Linked DNA regions of Homo sapiens: regions 2 and 3 are each linked to region 1. A link is an interaction called in ENCODE POLR2A ChIA-PET data of the cell type or tissue named here. Cell type or tissue: GM12878. All regions are shown on one strand. Links, peaks and the distances in the headings refer to the core of each region. The heading gives the core; the rest is flanking DNA. Region 1 overlaps GORAB (golgin, RAB6 interacting). Region 2 overlaps LOC105371610 (a long non-coding RNA gene). Region 3 overlaps PRRX1 (paired related homeobox 1).

Evidence for each region. ChIA-PET counts read pairs that join two places held together with the same protein. Peaks named below come from ENCODE experiments on the same cell type or tissue, not always from the same donor. Only the 100,000 strongest peaks of a DNase experiment are listed, where the experiment ranks them.
Region 2: POLR2A ChIA-PET joins it to region 1 with 50 read pairs; 9 of 35 experiments call an interaction of 5 or more read pairs at or near these places.
Region 3: POLR2A ChIA-PET joins it to region 1 with 14 read pairs; 5 of 35 experiments call an interaction of 5 or more read pairs at or near these places.

Annotation. Positions count from the first base shown.
Region 1 is chr1:170,535,769-170,542,965 of GRCh38, forward strand. GORAB (golgin, RAB6 interacting) reads left to right here. Exons shown (of 5, transcript NM_152281.3): 2 at 3,442-3,799; 3 at 6,723-6,824. Among named protein-coding and RNA genes, the nearest start is that of GORAB-AS1, 6.8 kb to the left of the region's middle. In GM12878, for the core only: no CTCF peak of the experiment used is centred there; a DNase peak (open chromatin) is centred at 3,658.
Region 2 is chr1:170,654,616-170,661,812 of GRCh38, forward strand. It overlaps LOC105371610 (a long non-coding RNA gene), which reads left to right. Exons shown (of 4, transcript XR_922277.2): 2 at 793-843; 3 at 2,171-2,232; 4 at 5,584-5,668. Among named protein-coding and RNA genes, the nearest start is that of PRRX1, 5.9 kb to the right of the region's middle. In GM12878, for the core only: no CTCF peak of the experiment used is centred there; a DNase peak (open chromatin) is centred at 3,006.
Region 3 is chr1:170,686,454-170,693,650 of GRCh38, forward strand. All of the region lies in intron 1 of PRRX1 (paired related homeobox 1), which reads left to right. Among named protein-coding and RNA genes, the nearest start is that of PRRX1, 26 kb to the left of the region's middle. In GM12878, for the core only: a CTCF peak has its summit at 3,265 (motif pointing right); a DNase peak (open chromatin) is centred at 3,258.

The DNA.
Region 1 (7,197 bases), core at 898-5,897:
GTTGGTCTCAAACTCCTGGGTTCAAGAAATTCTTCCTCAGCCTCCCAAAGTGCTGAGATTACAGGCATGAGCCACCACTCCAGGCCTTAATTTTAATGTATTCAAATATGTCAACCTTTTTTTAATAGCCAACATTTCCATGTCTTAAGAAATTAGTTTCTTACTATACTTAGTATAGTAGTTACAGGTGTGAGCCACTGCACCCAGCCAGTATTCTTGACCTTCTATCTTTTCATATAAAAATTTTAATAATTTTACCAAATTTAATGGAAAACCCATTAGGAATTTTGATTGTAATTGCATTGAATCTTTAGATCAATTTCATCTTCATATTATTAACATTGCCACTAACGTGGTATATGTCTCCGTTTATTTAGTACTTGTTTAAATTCTCAATAAAATTTTAGAGTTTTCCCTATAGAGGTACTAAACATCTTTTTGTTAGATTTGTTCCTAGATAAGTAATAATTTCTGGTATTGAAATATATTCTCTTTAATTGTATTTTCTAATTGTTTTCTGCTGATATATAAAAAATACAAGACAAAAGAAAAGTCAACAAAAGACATGAATAGATATTTCCTAGAAAAGGAAATATGAAGAGATGCTCATCACCACCAAGGAGCAGAGAATTACAAATCAAGAATACAGTGAGGTACTATTTTACACCCATTTGATTGACAAAAATTAAAACATCTGACAGTATCGTGTATTGAAGAGAAAGTGCATCCACAGGATCTTATACATTACTAGAGGGAGCACACTTTGGAAAGCATTTTCACATTTCTTCTAAAGTTATATTTTGTGACTCAGTAGTTCTTAGATAATATCCAAAGCAAATTCTTGTACATGTAAAATAAGAGACACATTATTGAAATTTACAAAAGCAAAAACCTGTAACCAACCTAAATGTCTATCAGTGGAAGAAGATCAATAGACTCTGGTTTATTCACACAATGAAATGTTATACAACAAAATGAATGACTGCTGAAACATAGACAATATGAATGACTATTGACAGTGTAATATTAAGTAAAACAGATGTACAGCACAAAACCCTTTTTATAAAGTCAAACAACTAAGTAAATACTTTTTAGAAATATTTGTAGATGCAATATGACTATTAGAGAAGGAAGAGAATAATCAACATATGATTCAAATGATAGTTTTCTGAGGTGGAGGGAGCAGGGCTTAAATAAAGGATATGGAGTATATATCACAAACTGGTAGCCCATTAGCTTAATTTAACCCAAAAATGTATGTGGCTTTTCAGCTTTGCCTCCTTTCTTTCCCCTTCTTTCTTTTTTCCCTCCTTTCTTCCTGCCTGCCTTCCTTTCTTTCCCTTCTTCCCTCCCTCCCTCTTTCATTCCTTTCTTTCTTCTTTGTCTCTCTTTCTTTTATCCAATCTTTACATTTCTTTTAGTTAATAATGGTGATAATCATTGTGTTATTTGCTAAGCCAGCTATACCTGTTGCCTTTGTTTGGGGGTAGGTCCATGTACTAGGTTAGCCATTGCATTGTGAGCAGAAGTGTTATGTCACTACTGGGTCAGCAGTTAATTGCTATAGCAAGACCTTCCTGACCTCTCTCTTCTCCTTGTGTTGTGGTGGCCAGCAACACTGAATACTGACTGTACAGTCAGCCTAGAGCCTTGAGAGACTAATCAGCAGAACCTCTCTGTTAGCCTTTAGTTGGCACTTGGCATTAATGAAAAATAAACCTTTGTGGTTTAAAACCACTAAGATTTGCCCCTACAGCGTAATCTAGATTTTCCTGATTGAAACAGTTCCCTACATTTAAAAATCAAGATATTTTACATAAAAGTCTAAATTGTAATCATAAAAATCAAAATATCTGGCTATGGTGACCTAAATTTTTTAATGATAGCAATTGACTAAAGGTGACTCGGAATTTGCCCCCTTTACACTAGACTTACGCTTCTCAGTTCACCACAGTCTCCTTGATATTTGCAGCCCCTAATACAGAGTGTGGGAAGCAATATGTTCTGTGTTTAAGTGGCCTGATTTGCTTATTGTTTATTGTTTAAAATTAGCATTTTCAGTCTTATAGGTAGGTTCTGTAAAAATGCAAAATAAAATAGAAGTTACTACCTGAATTTCAGAGGAACTATTAATAATTCAGCTAATGAGTTCAACAGGGAGATAAGCAGGCTAAGTGACATTTTTTGATGGTGTGAATAAAGATCAGAGCCAAGAATGTGTTCCTGTTGCAAGATACAGGATACTTTGTGTTTCTGGCTAAAGTCAACAATAACATTTGCTTTTGATAGTACTTCAGTCTTTTAAAAAATATTTTCTGTACATATCTCATTTAATTCTTACACCAACTTCATGCATTAAGTAGAGCAGGTTAATTTTCAACCAGCTTGATAGATGAGGAAACTAAGGTATTGAATAAATAATTGACTTACCTGAGGTCACTGAGCTGGGCAGAAGCAAAGCTGGAATTGTGACTCTAGAGCTTTTAACTATACTTTGGGAAATTCAAATAATAAGCTTGTTTTGCTTCAAAAGTCAATATGCCAAATTTGAAAGTCCCATTTGAGTTGTTCATTTACAAGAACTGATAACTTCACTTCCCAGGCATTTAAGAGAGAATGCTATTTATAGATCTTATGAAATATAGTATGAATGTGGGTCAGATTCTCCAATTGTCTGCCCTAAGATGTTAACACTGGCATGGACAGTCCAAAAAGTATAATAGAAGTGTTATTATTTATAACTTTAAAGATATTTCCCCCCAGTTGTTTTATCTTCTATTGCTTTACTGAGGCTACTATTAAAATCAGTTTGAATGCATTGATTAGAGCCTGACTAGGCTTCGGGGAGTACAACCTTGGATTGTTCTGTAGGATGAAAGACAACAATTTAAGGTTAACTAGCATTCCTAGAAATAAGAGACTTCACTCAATTACATGCCTGTTATAGCATCTGAATATGTATCACATATGTACCAAATTGCCCTAAAAGCTGTTAAAATTTAAGAGAGGGTAATCCCATTTGAAAATGCAACCACCATTTTGTTTCAGTAGAGCAGACAGAACCATAAATCAAATTTAAAACCAGATAATTCAGTCACCTCCCTGATTTGGTCAAAATTAGTTGCTTTCTTTTGACAACTATGAAATCAAGTTGAAAAAGAAACTTCACTTTGTGACCTAAGGCCTAACTCACTGATGGACTTTCTCTGAAGATAAATTAAGAGATGGGGCAGTTTCTGTTAAATATTAACATTATGATCTGAAAACTATTGAAACTCTACAGGAAGATGGCTGTTTTTCCCCTAGACTTTCAAGATAGAGAATGGGGTAGGAGAACCACTAGAATTATCAACGTTTAATGTTAATTTTTTATTTTCTTAGAGGAATTATAATTATTTGCTGCCCACACAAAGGAATTTTCCTCTATTTTCTTTTACATAGATCCATTTGAACCACAGCGACGTCTCCCCGCGAAGAAAAGTCGACAACAACTTCAGCGAGAAAAAGCCCTTGTAGAGCAAAGCCAAAAACTTGGGCTTCAAGATGGATCAACCTCATTACTTCCAGAGCAGCTGCTTTCAGCACCAAAACAGAGAGTTAACGTTCAAAAACCACCTTTTTCTTCCCCTACTCTTCCGAGTCATTTCACTCTCACCTCCCCCGTTGGTGATGGACAACCACAGGGCATTGAAAGTCAGCCAAAGGAACTGGGACTTGAGAATTCCCATGATGGTCACAACAATGTTGAGATTCTACCTCCAAAGCCAGATTGCAAATTGGAGAAAAAGAAAGTGGAATTGTTAGTAAGTCTATGTGAAAAGTCCATGAGACTTTTCATTTAACCCGTTTTTTCCCAATGGGCTTTAAGGAAATATAATTTGTTTATTTTAACATTTTCTCTCCTTTATATTCATTCAATCATAGGAATGTGATGTATAAACTATTGAAAAATAGCTACTGCCTAAATATAAGCTGGACACAGGCATTCTGTATGTTTTATGTTCTTTAGTCTTCATAACAGCCTTACAATGCATGTTTATTATTTAAACTTTATACATGAGGTATCTGGGACTCAGAAAAGATGATACCTTTCTAAAGCTAATACACTGCTAGTAAATAGTAGAGATTTACAGATAAGTCTGTCTGGATCCAAAGTTTATGCCTTTTACACTGAGCAGAAGCAGTTCTTTTTTTCTTTCTTTTTTTTTTTTTTTTGAGATGGAGTCTCGCTCTGTTGCCCAGGCTGGAGTGCAATGGCGCAATCACAGCTCAGAAGCAGTTCTTATATGCATAGTGCCTCTGCCCAAATTGACCCCTTTTTTCAACTTCCAGACTATTTCCATTGGCCCAGAAATTGGAACTTGTGGAGAGACGTGAAGGGATGGTCAAAGGAGAGAGTGTAGGAAATTTAGGGGACTAATGATATAACTCAGTTCATCATTAGATTTCTTTTTATTTATTCTTTACTGTCTTTGTATTAGAAACAACCTTCATAATTTAGCTACACTGTTCTTGTGGAAGATGCCATTTTTTGATTTGCAAATTCTTAGAATTTTTTATTTGATAGCTTGTGTTTTAATATATACTCTTATTTCTTTGTTTGCTCCTGATTTATCTCTCACAGAGAAGGAATGACATTTTTCTGTTTTCTCTTTTCTGAGTTCTTTTCAAAGTATCTTTTTTTTTTTCTAATCTCTGACATCTTTTTAATCTCTGCTGATCCAGATTCTATCCTGTGAATTTAAAATGTTTCCTGTCCACTAGGGGTTTACAACTAAGAAATCATTTTGACAAGAGTTATAAAACCACATGAATTATGAAACCTATATTGAACAAGTGCATACATTAAAGTGTCTCTAAGTGTAGTTTACTAACAAAGGCCGGAGACAAATAGGAGGTAAGTTTACATTGAGCTGGACAATTTGGATTGGATGTTATAGGGAAACTTATTCTTTTTTTGGATACTTGGAAGAATTTTCATAAAAGACCTGTAACCTCAAACCATTCACGTAAAGGAGAAATTTTGAGGTTTTAAGGAGGAGAAAGGAAAGCTGTGTCCTAGAGAATGTTCAGAGATGATACCTCATTTCTCTGGGAGAGGTGGCAAAGGATAAGCCAGAGAACAGTAGAGAATTAAAGAAATGAGGAAGGAGGACAGGCGTGGTGGCCCACACCTATAATCCCAGCACTTTGGGAGGCTGAGGCAGGCACATCACTTGAGGCCAAGAGTTGAAACCAGCTTGGCCAACATGGGGAAACCCTGTCTCTACCAAAAATACAAAAAAATTAGCTGGGCGTGGTGGTGCATGCCTGTAGTCCCAGCTACTTGGGAGACTGAGGCACAAGAATTGCTTGAACCTGGGAGGTGGACGTTGCAGTGAGCCAAGATCATGCCACTGCATTCCAGCCTGGGCAACAGAGCAAGATTCTGTCCCAAAAAAAAAAAAAAAAAAAAAAAGCAGAACTGAGGAAGGATCAGAAGCAGAAGCAGGGGATGAATAAGTAGAGAATTAAAGAAATGAGAAAGGATCGGAAGCAGGGGATGCCTTCCTTCCTAGCAAGTTCACTAATGCAGCAAGTTACCATGAAGCTCTCTGAGGGCTAAAGGCCGCAATCAAAATAAAGGTTAGAGAAATCCCAGGTGTCAATATTGTAGATCATATGCAAGAGAGTGCATAGTGAGCTGTGGAACTAAGGCGCCTGGTGAGGAGATGCCTGCAGTAGTAAAAGTGAGAAATGACCAGTCCCAGCACTAAGGTGGAAGGTGTAGAAATGGAGAGAGAAGGACAATTTTGGAAGGGGCTACTAGATTTGGGAATAGAGGTATGTGATATAATGGCTGTAAGAAGTGACAGTAATAGGAATAAATAGCTTTGCCAATACCTTGTTTAATTTGAGTTGACATCAAGCTCATGACTTTATGGGAAATTTTAATGTATTTATTTTAGAATTGGACAGATTGTAAGACAATACATGTTTTCACATCTTTGAATTTTTTTCTTTAGCCCAGCATTCCAGTCTTAGCTCTTAGTGTTTTACTTTGTTTAAAAATGTCCAAGTTGGGCTGGGCACAGTGGCTCACACCTGTAATCCCAGCACTTAGGGAGGCAGAGGCGGGAGGATAGCTTGAGCCTAGGAGTTCGAGACCTGACTGGGTAATATAGCGACACCCTGTTCTCCACAAAAAGGAAAAAAGAAAGACAAAAAAAAGTCTTAAGAGTTGGGAAAAAGTGAGCAAATTGAAAGAAAATATTAATATATGAAATAAACATTGGTTATTGTCTGAAACATGTTAAGGTGGTGGAGACTTTATAGAAAACTCTAAAAGGTATAAATAATATGACATCAGCTACAAACCAATTTTTATTAATCTCCATTCTGCATATAATACATAATTAACTTACACAAATTTCTTTGTACTCCTAAACACATGCCACAGTATTCTGGCTTCCAGTTTGTGGATTCCTAGATTATATATATAATGGATTTCAGAGGTCCAATTTATGTAAGCCTCTTTACTTTAGATCGTAGTCTTTGTTCCCATTAGAGCAAAATAATGAACTGCAGATGGGTTTCTTTTAAGAGGACTTTTGAAAGAACATATACATAAATCTTCTTGATTAAATTTTATACTTAGAGGACTGAGACTGGTAAGGTGTTGGATAGGGTAGCAGTTTCTTTTTCTTTCATAAACTCATTTTTATGCTTTTTTTGCCCCCTAGGCAAGAAAAATCTCGTTGGGAAGTCCTCCAACAAGAACAACGGCTAATGGAAGAGAAAAATAAACGTAAAAAAGCTCTTTTGGCTAAAGCTATTGCAGAAAGGTGAGGCACCTGAACCAGGAGAGGCTGTTTGTAACCTGTAACCAGTTGTGTCATGTGTTATATTTGTTTTCCCATGTCTCTTTTAATAAACTGATATTTTTTCTTCAACCATTACTTTTAAGACTAACTAAACAAATTATGCTTTATAAGTGATACTGAAATACTAGTTATAATTTATTAAAGAGAACTTTTTAAGCATAGAGCATATTAAATTTGTAAATATAGTTGCAGTTTTAAAGACCTTCATTAGTGCTCCCAGTTTTAACCATCTACACATTCATAAGGGAAGCAGTAAATAGCTATCAGTATATGTAAATTAGCAACAAATGCAAGTTTTAATTTTTATGTGGGGAGGCCTTAATCATTTGATGTG
Region 2 (7,197 bases), core at 817-5,816, 120 kb after region 1:
GCAGGGAGCACTACTCTTCTGCTATAAGCTACTACATCATTGCCAAAAGAATTTCTGAACTAAATTTTAGTGAGTATTTATTACTTGCCAGGCACTATGTTAGGTCTTACTTGTTATCTTACTTTTTTTTTTTTTTGAGATGGAGTCTCGCTCTGTCACCCAGGCTGGAGTGCAGTGGCACAATCTCGGCTCATGGCAAGCTCTGCCTCCCGGGTTCACGCCATTCTCCTGCCTCAACCTCCCGAGTAGCTGGGACTACAGGCGCCCGCCACCACGCCCGGCTAATTTTTTGTATTTTTAGTAGAGACGGGGTTTCGCCATGTTAGCCAGGATGGTCTTGATCTCCTGACCTCGTGATCCGCCCCTGTCAGCCTCCTAAAGTGCTGGGATTACAGGCTTGAGCCACCGCTCCCGGCCTTACTTTTCTTTCAGATGTACTTTGAGCTTCTGAGACTCAAAGTGTGAGACTCAGAGGAACTAAGTTACTTGCTCAAAATTTCTTTAAAGAGTTAGAAACAAAGAATAAACTTTCAAAGCCTCTAAAGCCTCTAGTCTTTACACCACATTAGGGACAAAGTAGGATGTAACACAGTGTCTGGTAATGGTTAAAGATTAATGGTGAACTACTACTTTATGTCATTTGGTCCAAAATAGAATATAAATGTTGATATCTTTGATCCTGTGTAATAATTTTTAATGGAGACTGAGACACACAATAGTAATGAGTATTAGAGAGGTCACTAAATCTCTTTTCATATTTTGAAGGAAATAATTCTGACTTTTCATTTAAAGGAGCAGATGATGCTCAAAAGAACAAATCAGGAAAGAGGAAAGAATAAAAGGGTAAGTAGCAAAAGGAAGTGTTTTTTTTCTCCAGTATGTATTTCGGAGATAGGTAGTTTTGGTGCTTTAAATGCAGAGCTGGGTACCAGGTTCATGAAAGACAAAGGTATGTATTGTATAAAGAGGTGAATGGTGACTTAACAAAATGTGGAATTAATAGGTTTGTGATCTGCAAAGTGCTGATATAACACAGTATTTTAGACTTTTTAATAAAAGTTAGTTTTCTTATTTCCACCATATAAATCCTTACTTCTTTTCTGTAGTGATAAAGGCAAGAAAAGAATGTCAGGAAAGAATGACAACTGTAATTGTAATGACAAATGTAACTGGTCCTATATACACTCATACCTTTTACACTGAGTTCCTCACATACACATTATCTCAAAGCATCACTTTGAGGCAGGAAAGAAAAAAAAGTCTCTGAAATTTTGTGAAATTACTGTGGAGAAAAACTTGAAATAAGGCAGATCCGGGTGTCTTTAACAAGATAAAAACAAGAAAAATTAGGGTAAAATATATACCTAACCTAACAGGTATAAAGGGACAAAAGAAGTTGTAACCAGTTTGGATGTTTACCTGTGAGCTAGCATTATAGAAAAAGTGGAGATCTGGGAGAAAAGAGAGAGACAAGCTCAGAAATTTAGAGATTTGTAGAAGGGGAGGAAAGCAAGCAGAGAAGTGGGCTGTACTTGGTTCCAGATTTATGGGAGCAGCAAGCCAAGGAAGGTTATCTAAAGTGGCACACCTACCAGGTATGCTATAAATAAGCCCCAAAGTCAGCTGAAGGACCTTATGCATTTCAAATCAGCCTAACTTACCCAGGTCCAGAGAATTTTGTATTTGTACTGTTGGATTCCATCTCACGTCTGCCTGGCCTGGAAACAGAGCTTCAGGGCCCAAAAGTTGAAGAGCTTGCAGAGGCACCAACCTAGTCTGGGATCTCAGTTTAGATGTCTTATTCAGGGCCAATAGTCTGGTGAGTATGCAGGTTCTCAAATTCTCAGAGTGAGACACAAAAAAACCTACCAGGCATGAATTTTTCCTGCAAAGGAATGAGGGGTTGGCATTGGTTTATCTTACAGCTCTGTGTGCTGCTGCTTGCCTAGAGCCATTCCCATTTTTAAGCATCTAAGTTACATGCATATGCCCAACCTTAAAGGATTTTTCTAAAATAGGAAGATAGCAAGAATTAAGCTTCCTATTATCCTGTGAAGCCCAGAAGAATCTGAGCATAAGGTAAAGAGTGGAGGAAGGGAACTAACATTTGTTGAGTATTGATTATGATAAGGCATTTTTCCTTTATTCTCTTTCTTAATCCTCTCAATAGCCATTTGTGGTACATCTGAATCAGCCTGGTGAATAAGATTTGGGTTCCTCAAGACAGAGAAGGTATGGCACCTGCATACTCATATTTCCTCTGAAAGCATCTGGCAAGACACCTGGACTACTAACTGTTGTTATGTTTATATAATATGAACACACTGTAAATATAATACATACATATTCACATATAGTGTTGCCTATTCACCTCCTTCAGTATTACTTTATTTTCAGTTCCAATTCCATAAGGATTTATTGGCTATTTTGCATCAGGATTGATGCTAGCTAGATAATATAGGCAGACCTGGAGGTGGTATCAAAGAGGAAGGAATTTGGGATAATTCCTAGGTTTACTACTGGGGCAAGAGTTTAAATTTATGTTTCTTCAATAAATGTGCAGATCCAGCAAGGAGATAGCTATCTTTTTTTTCTTCAGAGCTTACTATATGCTAAGCACTGTGATAAATTGATTGCCTGCATTCTTACTTAATTTTCACAAATATATATGGTAGGTGCCATAATTAGCATTATTTGAGAGATGGGTAAGCTGAGGCTTGGAGTGGTAACTTGCTCAGTTTGCACAAGATGACAGTAAGTAGATGGACAAGCTTAAGGTTTACATTTTGGACTCATTGACAAACAGGTGGTAGTTAACTGCTGTGGTTTGGATATGGTTTGTTTGTTACCACCAAAGCTCATGTTGAAATTTGATCCCTAGTGAGGGCGAGTTGGGGGTGGGGCCTAGTGGGGGGTGTTTGGGTTATGGCAGTGGATCCCTCATGAATGGCTCAGTGCTGTTCTAGCATTAGTAAAAACATTCTTGTTCTCACAAGAGTGAATCAGTTCTCAGGAGAATGGATTCTCATGAGAGCGGGTTGTTATAAGCTGGGATGCCCCTAAGGTTTCCCTCCCTTCACACATGTCCACTTCCCCTTTTACCCTCTCTGCCATATTGTGATGCAGCAGAATAGGTCTCACCAGAAGCCAGGACTTGAACTTGAACTTATCCTTGAACTTCTCAGCCTGCAGAACCGTGAGCTAAACAAACGTCTTTTCTTTATAAATGACCCAGTCTCAGGTATTCTTTTTTTTTTTGAGACAGAGTCTCGCTCTGTTGCCCAGGCTGGAGTGCAGTGGCGAGATCTCGGCTCACTGCAAGCTCCACCTCTTGCGTTCATGCCATTCTCCTGCCTCAGCCTCCCAAGTAGCTGGGACTACAGACGTCTGCTACCACGCCTGGCTAATTTTTTGTATTTTTAGTAGAGACAGGGTTTCACTGTGTTAGCCAGGATGGTCTCGATCTCCTGACCTTGTGATCTGCCCACCTCAGCCTCCCAATCAGATATTCTTTTATAGCAACATAAAACAGACCAAGACATAACCCATAAAAAGTATGATATCTTCTAAGAACAACCTATTTATTTTGAAAGACAGTAAAATGAAGACCAGAATTCTAGAGAATATAAATATTTAAGGAGTGAGCAGAGAAAAAGGAATACACTATGAAAACCAAAATAAGTGGTCAGAGAAATAGAGGACCAGGAGAAAAATATTCAAAAAAAAAAAAAAAAAAAAGGATGCTCAACACTATCAATTATAGCAGAAGCATTTAGCAAAATAAGGCATGAGGAATACTTACGGCATTTGTAAATGTGCATGTCACTGATGTCTTTAGCTAAAGCTGCCTCAGTGATATATGCAAAGTCAGTGTCCAGCCAGTGATTTGAGGAGCAGATGGGCTTAATGAAACTATTCTAGGTCCCACCTGAATATATTGGGCTTCCCAGACTATAACAGAGCAGATCAATTACCAGCTCATTACTTGGAAATGTATTTTTAGTCTGACTTCCTTTGATTATTATAAAATTTCAAAATAATTCAATGGGGCTATTGGATAAAGAATAGAGCATAGGAGAAATGCTCCTGAAATAACACTTATTATTACAAGAATCAGAATTGGAAGGATAAAGGAGAGTTCCTTTCAAGCCTGACATAAAGACTCCTAAAAACATTAAAATATGGGAACCCTGCAGAATCCATTTTGCATTTGTCTTTTCCCCTGTATCATTGCTAATGAATATGTCCTAGATTGTCAACCATGAGAAGGAAAACATTTTAATTCCCACAGCATGTTATTTGCCTGAGAGTGGTGTTGTCTTCTTTATGTGTCATGGAACCTGTGACCTGTCACCTAATTATCATGTTAGTTTATTAACATGTCAGGGAGTGCAACCCCTGGTTTCCACCTCAGAGAGGAAATTGCTTAGGGTGGGAGACATTCTGCTAGCCAGATAAGGCAGAGTTCTGCCAACTTTCAGTGCCAGGGAAACCCTAGGCAGTAATCAGTACCAAACCTGACTATTAATAAGACCACCCAAAGGCACATGGCTGGGAACCAAACCTCTCTCCTACCTTGGTCTGATCTATTGGCAAGTTTCCTTGCTAGATCCAGCTTTGCTCCCACTTACATAGGGATGAATTCAAAAACAGGAGTTATTGTAAAGGAGGCAGGGCAGAAGGAATGGTTGGAAAGTGGGTCTCAGATGCTGGAAGGGTCATAAGGGAGAAGTTTCTGGTTAGTTACATCATGCAGGGCTTCAAACTTCAAAAAATAATAATTGATGGATGGAAGTCAAAGCTAAAGCCAAAGAAAGGCCTACACATGTTCAGAGATTTTGAGTTAGAAATTCTCTTTTTCCAGCTCTCTCTCCCACCCCCAAAAGTCACATGGGGAAAGCAAAGTAGTGATTAAGGAACTACAGGGGCAACAGCAGGCTATTCTCCCGGGCCTTCTAAATGCCAGGCCAAGCCTGCCGCCTGCTTGGGAGATGAGTATGTGCTGTCCACCAAAGCTTCCTCAAGTCTCCTCTCCTGACATCTTTCTGCCAGATGGTCGTTCAAATTCTCAGGGTGCTTTGCCCTTCTGGTTCCTACAACGTGAGCCAAGCCCAGAGAACTTTGGTCCTTCAATTTCCCCCTTGCTCCACCCCTCTTGTGAGCAGGACCTGGAGCCTGGAGGTCAAGGAGAGGCTAGGAGCAGCGACCTATGGCGCTCTGGGAAGGAGCTCCCGGCTTGCCTATGGGTGCCCTGGGGAGAGCATCACTTCTGGCTCGGAGGGTTTCGGGAGCGCCTTCTCCAGCTCAAGCACTCCTTTTGTCGTTTATGAGGTGAACGCATTATCAGCTCTGTCTTGAATTTCCCTGAAGGGTTATCCCGATTTTTAAAATTGCAATCCAGACTCTCAACAAATTACAAATGTGTGTAAACATAATCAGAGTGTGGATCCAATCCACTTGTAATTGCTAATAGAAAAAAAGGAAAAGAAAAAACCCACAAAGACTTAAACAAGCAAGAAAAGCCGGGGGGCGGTGGGGGGGATCAGTTCTGCAGGGTGTTTGCCTTTGTGATTTGCTTCCTAGGAGACTGTCCCAACGCGTCCCGCAGCCCACCCTGCCTCGAAACTCCCTGCGGTGATGTCGGGGCTAGAGGAATCCAGGGCTTGGTCCCTGCAGCTGAGGCCTACGGGATATCCCAGGAAAGAGCAGCCTCTCCGTAGTGGTGAAGAGTCTCTCAAGCCTTAGCGCTCTGGTGACCTCCGCGGGATTCTGAGAAAAGCACTGCGGAACGGCGGGAGCGGGCCCTGCTGCTTGCTTCGCGCCCCCCACCCGCCCGGGGACCGCGACTAAGTCCCCGACGCAGCTCTTCCCTTTTCCTGAATACCCTGGGACTCTGCTCCCGAGTTCCAGCTCCGAGGACTCAAAGACAGTCTCCGTTCCTCACTCTTCAAAGACCACCTCCTTTTCTAGAGGTGGGCTCCCCGACCTTGCGCTTCTAGAGCTGCAGGAGCGGCGCTGCACAGGTCTGACAAGCCCAGCTCATTGGCGGGTATCTGAGCCATCAGTCTGAAAGACATTTGGGGAAAATTCATAGAACATAGAAATTCATATTATACATATTCATATTATACATTCATATTATACATTGTGTATATTATATAATATATATATAGTCCATAAATTAGTAAATGTGTGCGGTGTTTTTCTTGAAACCGTTAGCATCCTAGTTGGTATTGGTGGTACTGGTTGATATTAACACGAATGACAAGTGGGTGATTTTCAAGAAGCGCCCGGTCCCTCTAGAGAATGCGTCCGAATATCAGCGGAGCCGACTGCGTATGCCTCCGGATGCCCATCTATAAACTCTCTTGCTTGTAGCTATTCCTCGCTCCCCAACCATATTGACCATTCACCCGGATAAGGCAATTTCCTCGAAAGGGCGATCTGAGGACGCTGACCCCCTAAATGACTGAGGACGCTGGATCTTTAGGGGGAACATCGTGTCTTGGGGGTGCCAAAAGTCCCCAGCCCTTACCCACACCTTTGTCACGACGGGCAATTGGGTATGTGTAGGGGAAAAACAGCAACGTTAAAACGCAACTGTGTAAATGAGGATAGAGAGTGCGAAAGGAGGGAGAGGCGAGGAGCTGCTCTATTTCTAGGGAGGTTTTGGGGAGACTGATCAGCTCCAAGGACAGACCGCTGGGAAGGGAAAAACGGCCCACATCGAACTGGATGCCGGATGGAAACCTCTCTGCGCTATTAGACTGCGTCCAGTACAGCAGATGGCACGAGCACGTGCGGCGCTCAGCTTAGGCTCTCGGAGGCAGCTGAGTTGGAAATCCCGACGGAAAGCACCCACAAGCTCCCACTCTGCGCTGGCCCACCCGCGTGCACGCCCACCCCCCACGCGCGTCCCTGGCTCAGAAGCGCACAGATGTTTACTGCTTAGAGCCGGTACCGCTGGGGAGATCGAGCGACTTGCGCGGCGCACAGTGCGGCGCTGGCAGGGCTCTGGGCTCCCGGTCGGGGGTTCGAGCGGCCAAGGGATGGGGGTGGGGGCGGGGAGAGTGGGGGGAGGGCGAAAGACCGCCGAGAGGAGGGGGGAGTGGGTGGACTAATGATGAAAAAGTCTCCTCCATCCCAGTTCCTTAATTAAATGCATGGAAAGAACCGAGGCGAGCACATCTGGTTTCA
Region 3 (7,197 bases), core at 1,138-6,137, 150 kb after region 1:
GTCTGAGAGTTGTGTAGAGCCTTGGGGAGTGGGTCTAAGAAAAATGTGACCTGCCAAGGTCAGCAATTCTGACACTGATTCAAATTCTAGCCTTAGGGGGTAGCTGTTTGATGAGAACAGAGAAGGAGGTGGCATGAATAGATGACATTTCGCATTGGTAGGAGACGGGCGGCTGCAGCGGCTTGTGCAGTCGATTCCATGAGAGATATTTCCAGAACAAACAGAGTCACCTTTTAATTGCCTGCATATGGATTTACCACTTGGTGTATTCTTTTAAAATCTATAGTTGACACCTCTCTCTAACTTGCACACTCCAGAGTTTCTTTATTTCCTTATCAGAGAATCTACACTTTGAGGGTTCAAAATCATTTGGAAATGAAACAAAAATGAGGAAACTATGTAATGTGGGAGACAGAACTATAATAACATTGGTTGAGTGCCTTATAAATGGTTATGCCTTGCCTCTCTCCATTAGTTAGAATAAACAAGAATTGACTGGACGCTTCTCCAGTCCCATCCCAAATGCACGTCATTCAAGTTTTCTTACTAATTAAGCATCCTCCCCCAGCCCCCCACCCTCAGAGTACCACAAGGTTAAACAAAAAGCAAAATTTCTATGATAAGAAGAGCTTTTTACAAAAAGGTCATCTTGACCATTTAGGATTTCTCTCTCTCTCTCTTTTTTTTTTAACTTTACAAGTCAGAATGTTGTGAGTGAAGAACAAAATAAACACGAAACAGGCAATTTCCAAAACCCCATTTGTGAAGGCTGGTTTTTAAACGATGAGAAAATGTCTGCATTGCACATTTACAGTCTGTTGAAAGCATATTTGGTGAACAAGCCCATTGGAGGCATTTATTGAAACTAAACAAGAACTCTTGGCCTACAAGTCTCCTTCTCTAGCCTCTTAAAGGCAATCTGTTTGGATGCTCAGGGATGCTCCCCAACTTTTGTGAATTCTGTCTTTTCTTTCCTGCCTTAAGCTAACAGTAGATGACGTTTGCTTCGACAGAGCAGCAGGACACAAGGGCTAAGAACATGGACTTGATATAGCGCCCTTCTCCCGTCACTTAATTGTTCTATGAAGTCGCCCTCTGAGCCTCACTTTCCTTTTCTCTAAAATGAGGATTATAATACATCCTTTATAGGGTTTTTGTAAGCATTAAGTAAGATAATGTATAGGATATGGTTAGCATTGTGCCTCGTGTGTAGCAAGTCCCTGCTTCATGGAAGTTATTTTATAGCATGTGCTTGATTCTTATTTTACAATTGAACAGACATTGTGGAGTCCGTTATCACTCAGCCATAAAAACTGTGTGGATATATCCTTGAAATATTTGTAAACATCTGGAAACAATTTAGTCTGAGGACACTTTAGGTAACTAAAAGGACTCATTCTCAAAATGAATATATAGTCTCAGGAGACACCGGGGTCAAAGAGCAAGTGGCCAAATACTTCTACTCAATTCAAAAAGCTCTGTGGTGAGAAAAAGGGGAAAAAGAAAGGAGAAAGAGAAGGACCGGGAAAGAGAAATAGCTAATCATCAAGAATATTTTGATTGAGAAGCAATGTGTTGCTTACTCTATAATTTAGAAGTCAAGCATGTAGGCATACATTTATTCACTTGCTATGTGACCTCTAAATTCATTGTCATACTTCTCAAAAGTTGCTATTATTATTATTTTTCTATTACCCTAAAGATCTTGAGAGATGAAATAAATCCTGGAGCTCATTGTTGACTTTGGACCCAGAAAGCAGTATAAAATAAGAATGTAAGGAAAACTAACACTCCAAGTACAAAGTGGGTCCAAAAACTGTAATGTTATATAGTGTTAATATATATTTCTGAAACTGGACTGTACTGAGGCAGAAAATTAAGGTATCTATTTTTTTTCTATTTTTCTTAAAAATTGCTTTTATTTAACCAATCCATTTGAAAAAGTAATAGAATTTTTAAAAATTTACTCTTAAAGATAGCTTTGTCCGGTATGTTTCAACAGTTTCTAACTTTTAATATCCTTGAAAATTAATTTCAGGTGAATGTTCAGGGTTATACAGATTTATGAAATTTATTTACCAATAAAATTTTATGTTTAAAAGGTATGAATATTGACTTATTTAAATAAAAACATTTAAATAAACCTCCTATAGTCTGCTGACTATATCGTTTCATAGACGAAACATTATAAGACCAAAATAATAAAACTGCTATGCTTGCAAAGTAAAATAAATGGGCATATTTAACATATAAAACTTTACTATGTTGTACTGATTTTTGCACCCATTTAATTGTGACACTTGAAGAGTTTGTCTTTGTTCTGGGAACTGTTTACAGGAAATTCCTGACTGACATTTTTTTCTTCCCATATCTTAACTATATACTTGCTAATTTCAGTACTGAAACTTATTTGATAATTTTGTGCTGACTCAAGTTCAAGTGAAATTCATATTATTCTTTAGCTATGCATCTTTTGGTTTTTAGTTCTGTGACAATATAATTGTTATCAATATACATTAGAAATCAATAGCATATTGATAATGAGATGAAAGATTAACTGAGCTAAACATAGATATTTGAGACTTTTTCTTCAGGAATTATTGATCTGAAGTTGTATTTAATCTATCAGAATATGCTCTTTTCTAATCCATTGGTTCCCCATCTCAGATTCCCTAACTTCTTTGGGCAGTAATAGAGGACCTTTATTTTTTTTTCTGTTATTTCAAAAAGATTAATAAAAATGTATGTTTACTCTCTATAAGCAAAAGAAGAACTTAAGATTTTTGACAGGATTGATAATAATTTAGTGAGACTCTTTCTGTGGAGCTGTGTACTGTTCTTAGAACAAAGTAGGGACTCATTAAAGAGCTGAATAAGTCAATGAATGAACAATATTCCTGGCTATCTCAGGCTAAATGATATCATAGTCTGACAATTTTGAATTTACTTAATGCAAATGACAAAATATAGTTGATTTAGTAGAAAAGGTTTTAAATCATGGAATCTATGTGGGAAGGTAGTCCATGGGGCTGCAACAATTGAGAACATTCATAAAGATGTGAGTGGAAACAAGGGTGAGTTTTGAGGAAGATTTGTGTGTTTAATCTTTATATGCCTGTGACCAGATGTCTATGCCAAGAAGCACATGTTTTTGTTTTTGTTTTAAACTTTCAGTTTATGGTTCCAAGGTCCTGATACTTATCAGCTTTAAAAAAATCGTTTTCATTTTTTAGGTAGTTTTCTTGCTTTTGGGCACCAGGTGGCGATATGGAGTGAGGTGGGGAGTGCATGGGATACACAGGTTGGGTTGTCATAAAGACCAAGCATCTGTAGAGCCGAACTGATGAGATTTAATATTCCGTCTCTCTCTCTCTCTCTCTCTCTCCCTCTCTCTCTCTCTCTCTCTCTCTCTCTCTCTCTCTGTGGGTGTGTGTGTGTGCGTGTGTGTGTGTGTGTGAGAGGGAGAGAGATCCAAAAAGAGAAAACTTTGTAAAGATTTGGTTCCATTTTGTCTGAGAAAGACTGGATTGGCATTCCTCATCTGTATGAAACACTTCTCAACAGATTCCATACAATATATCGCTTGGAAAATTCAAGAGCTGCCAGGTCTCTAGCTCTTGCTAGCATTTGGTTAGCATTTCACTGTATATAAGATCCTTACTCCTCCCCTCCCCCCCCATTTTTTCAACATTTACTGAGCACCTATAATGTCCCACGCACTGTAATAAGTATTAGAAATATTGCATCAGATAAGGTCTGGTCCGTGCCCCCTATGAGCTTATAGTTTAGCAGAGATAGACATATGAACCCTAAATCAGCTGCATGTTATGGCTTCTGCGATGGAGTCAGGATCAAGGCAGGATATAGAAGGGTCACAAGGATGAACTTGTCAGCTCAGTGGGTAAAGAAAAACATCATGGGAGATATGAACTATAAGCTGAATAGTGGCAGATGAGTAGATATTCATCACTTAGAATAGACTTGGAGAGAGAAGTTATAATAATCAATTTTGCTCCTTTGAACCCTTCAGGTGTGTGTGGTGCGTATGAGAAAGTCAGTTGGATCTTAGCATTTATTTATAATAATATTCATAAGCACAATCTATAGCTAACATTACCAGCCTAGTTTTTGAATTTGAAAATGTGAGAAAATAAGTGTTTGGTAAAATTCAACTTCCCTGCTTCCTCCTATATATGAGAATTTGTGTGATAAGAATAATTATAATATAAATTAGACTTTAAGTATTCAAATGTTTTTATTGGGTCAGGGCAGATTAAATATGTGCCACCTGAATTATGTACCAGAGAGGCCCTGGAACTGTGACTCTGGGAAAGGTATCAGTAAAATTAAATTTAGAAGATATTCAGAGAGATGGATATTTCAGAAAATGTAAGAGACTACAGAGAGAACAGCAAGTTAGCTCGATGCAGTCTTTGCTGTGAGCATCAAAATAAGGAAATGCATGAACTGGTCAGACATAGTCCATCAGAAAAGGCTTGATTCCAAAGAGAAGGTACTCGTGGTTTTATCTAGACAGACAAAAAGAGGCTTGAGAGGATAATGTAATGAAAAGATGCTTGACAAAATTTAGGGATGGATAATACACTAATTTGTGTTTTTGAAAGCTATCGAGAGAGCAAGGTAATGTAGCCTTTCAAGTGAGGGCCATATTTTATTCACCACTGTTTTTCCAGTGCCAATCATAGACCTGGAAAATGGTTGTGCAAAAGGTATTTGTTGAATGAATAAATGAAAGAAATAAAGCAGATGGGTTGCATGTTTGCAACCAAAGAGTGGATTAAAAAATGTTTATTAGCCAACCAGAGAGTGAAATATAAAGTAATGTCTTTTAGAAACTGTTGATGGATTTAATCAGATCAAACTTACATAAATAATGAGAAACAGCTTGCTTTTATAGAGTTGCCACTCAAATGGATTCTGACATCCCTAAGAAGAAATTTATTCCCTTTTCCTTCCCTTTCCTTCCATTTCCTTTCCTTTCCTTTCCTTTCCTTTCCTTTCCTTTCCTTTCCTTTCCTTTCCTTTCCTTTCCTTTCCTTCCTTCTTCCCTCCCTCCCTCTCTTCCTTCCTTCCTCCCTCCCTCCTTGCCTGCCTCTCTTCCCCCACCTTTTTTAGTTCTTTTTAATATTTTTGTTTTTATTTCAGATATATTGTTGTGTCAATTGCTTTCTTTAATTTCACTCTTTCCTCTTCTCTCTTTCTTTCTTTTCCCTTCTCTTTTCACCTTTTCTCCCCTCCTCTCCTTCCCGCTTTCTCTTCTACTCTTATGTGTTGTGACAAAGATAGTATTGAAAATAAACAAAATGAAGCATAGTCCAAATGGTTTAACGTAAAGGATGAAAATATTAACCCTGTGCTCTGGGTTGTGGTCAACAGAGTTCCAGCAGCAAGTTTCAGAGCACTATGGGGCCTTCTGTTAGGGTGAGGGGAAGCAGTGTTCTCTAAGCCTGCCTTATCAGCACATTTATTCAAGAAATATTTAATGCACAGTTATTGTGTGCTTGGTACTGTGTTAAGTGCTATGAGGAATACAAAGCTCCCTGTCCTTTAGGAAACTTAAGAGGTCATATATGGGTCTAGAATCTAGACTCTAGATATACACATAAATATAATATCAAATGGAAAGTCATGCCATGAGAGAGGAGCCAATTCCATAATAAAGTTGTTTTTATCCTGGCAGACCAAAATTGAAGTTGGATCTATTCAGGTTTACATTTCCAGGAAAAATATACATTTGTATTATTAATAACAATTGTCCAGGATCAGGAAGCCCTTTCTAATAACTGACATAAATCCTTATGGGGTAAGAACCCAATTTATTTTCCATTGTTTCAATACTTTTGATTAAATTCTTAATTTGAAGGGTTTAACTCAAAATAACAGCCTACAAAATTCCAATAAATAGAATTGGTGAGCCTGTCGGGATATCTTTCCTTAATTCACTCTTGACATATTTTACAATGTAGCTAACTTTCTAGAATGTAGTTAAGGGATCACCTTACATTATTCTTAAATTGTTGTGTGTATTTGATGAAAAGTTAAAGCTGTTTTTTTTTTTTAAATTCAGGCCACTAGAGTTCTACTATTTTTTAAGAACCAGGTCTGTTCTAGTTGAATCTTTTTTTTTTTTTTCAAGATAGGAAGTAATCATCTACAACAAGTATTGGGGATTAAAATGGGTCAAATAGAGAATCTTCATGGAAATAAGTGGAAGAAACCCCTTAACGAACTAACAAATCCTCTCTCTCTCTCTCTCTCTCTCTCTCTCACACACACACACACACACACAGACACACGTGCACACGCACATGCATCTCTCACATTTTTCTGCAACTGAGACTTCTAGAATTTTTATATCATCAAAAGGCTTACCTTCTGCAGAAAGCCCTTGACCCTGAGGTGTCTTGGGAAATTTTAGGACTTGGCCTAATCCTATATATATGCCAGACAAATTTTGACAGCCTTATTGCTTTTCATCATGAAGTGATCCTGGAACTTTTCCTAAATATTCAGGCATGTTAACACCAGCATCTTGATTCACTTCCAACCCAACCTTCAATTTATTCCACTTAGGCTAGTCACAGCATTTTTCCCCAGTCCTTCTGTGACCCAAGCAATTCTGGGAGACTGCAATGTGTGCTGTTAATATTTGTAGCATTCTCAGGAGACAGAAGCTATAGAAAAGCTAAATACCATGGTTTTGTTATTACTACTAATTACAGGGCTCTACCTCAAAGGAATCAGGGTGAGAAGAGATGAATTAGCATTGATAAATGACTCGCAAAATAGAAAATGCTGTAGAAAGGTTCTAAATATACTATAAAGAGTGGAGACAGCATGCAAGTGTGATTAGGGAGGTGGGGTCAAAGAGAGAAACACTGGAATACGGGTGTACTTAGGGTCAGTATGACCAAATTCTAGTATGATGTAATTTCCTGCACATACCAATCTCAGAGGCAGGCTCTCAGGAAAGAGGATATTTGATATGGCAGTACAGCCTTTCTTATGAAGGGTACCAGGAAAGAACAACAGTTGACTTTTTTGCTGGGCTGTGATCTTCCACTTTCCCTATCCACCAGCCCCCACTAAAATCAATAATCACTGTTGTAAATAATTTGGAAATGTATGTTGTTAGATAAAACTTACTCAGCTAGACTCTTAAAAGAAAAACTATTA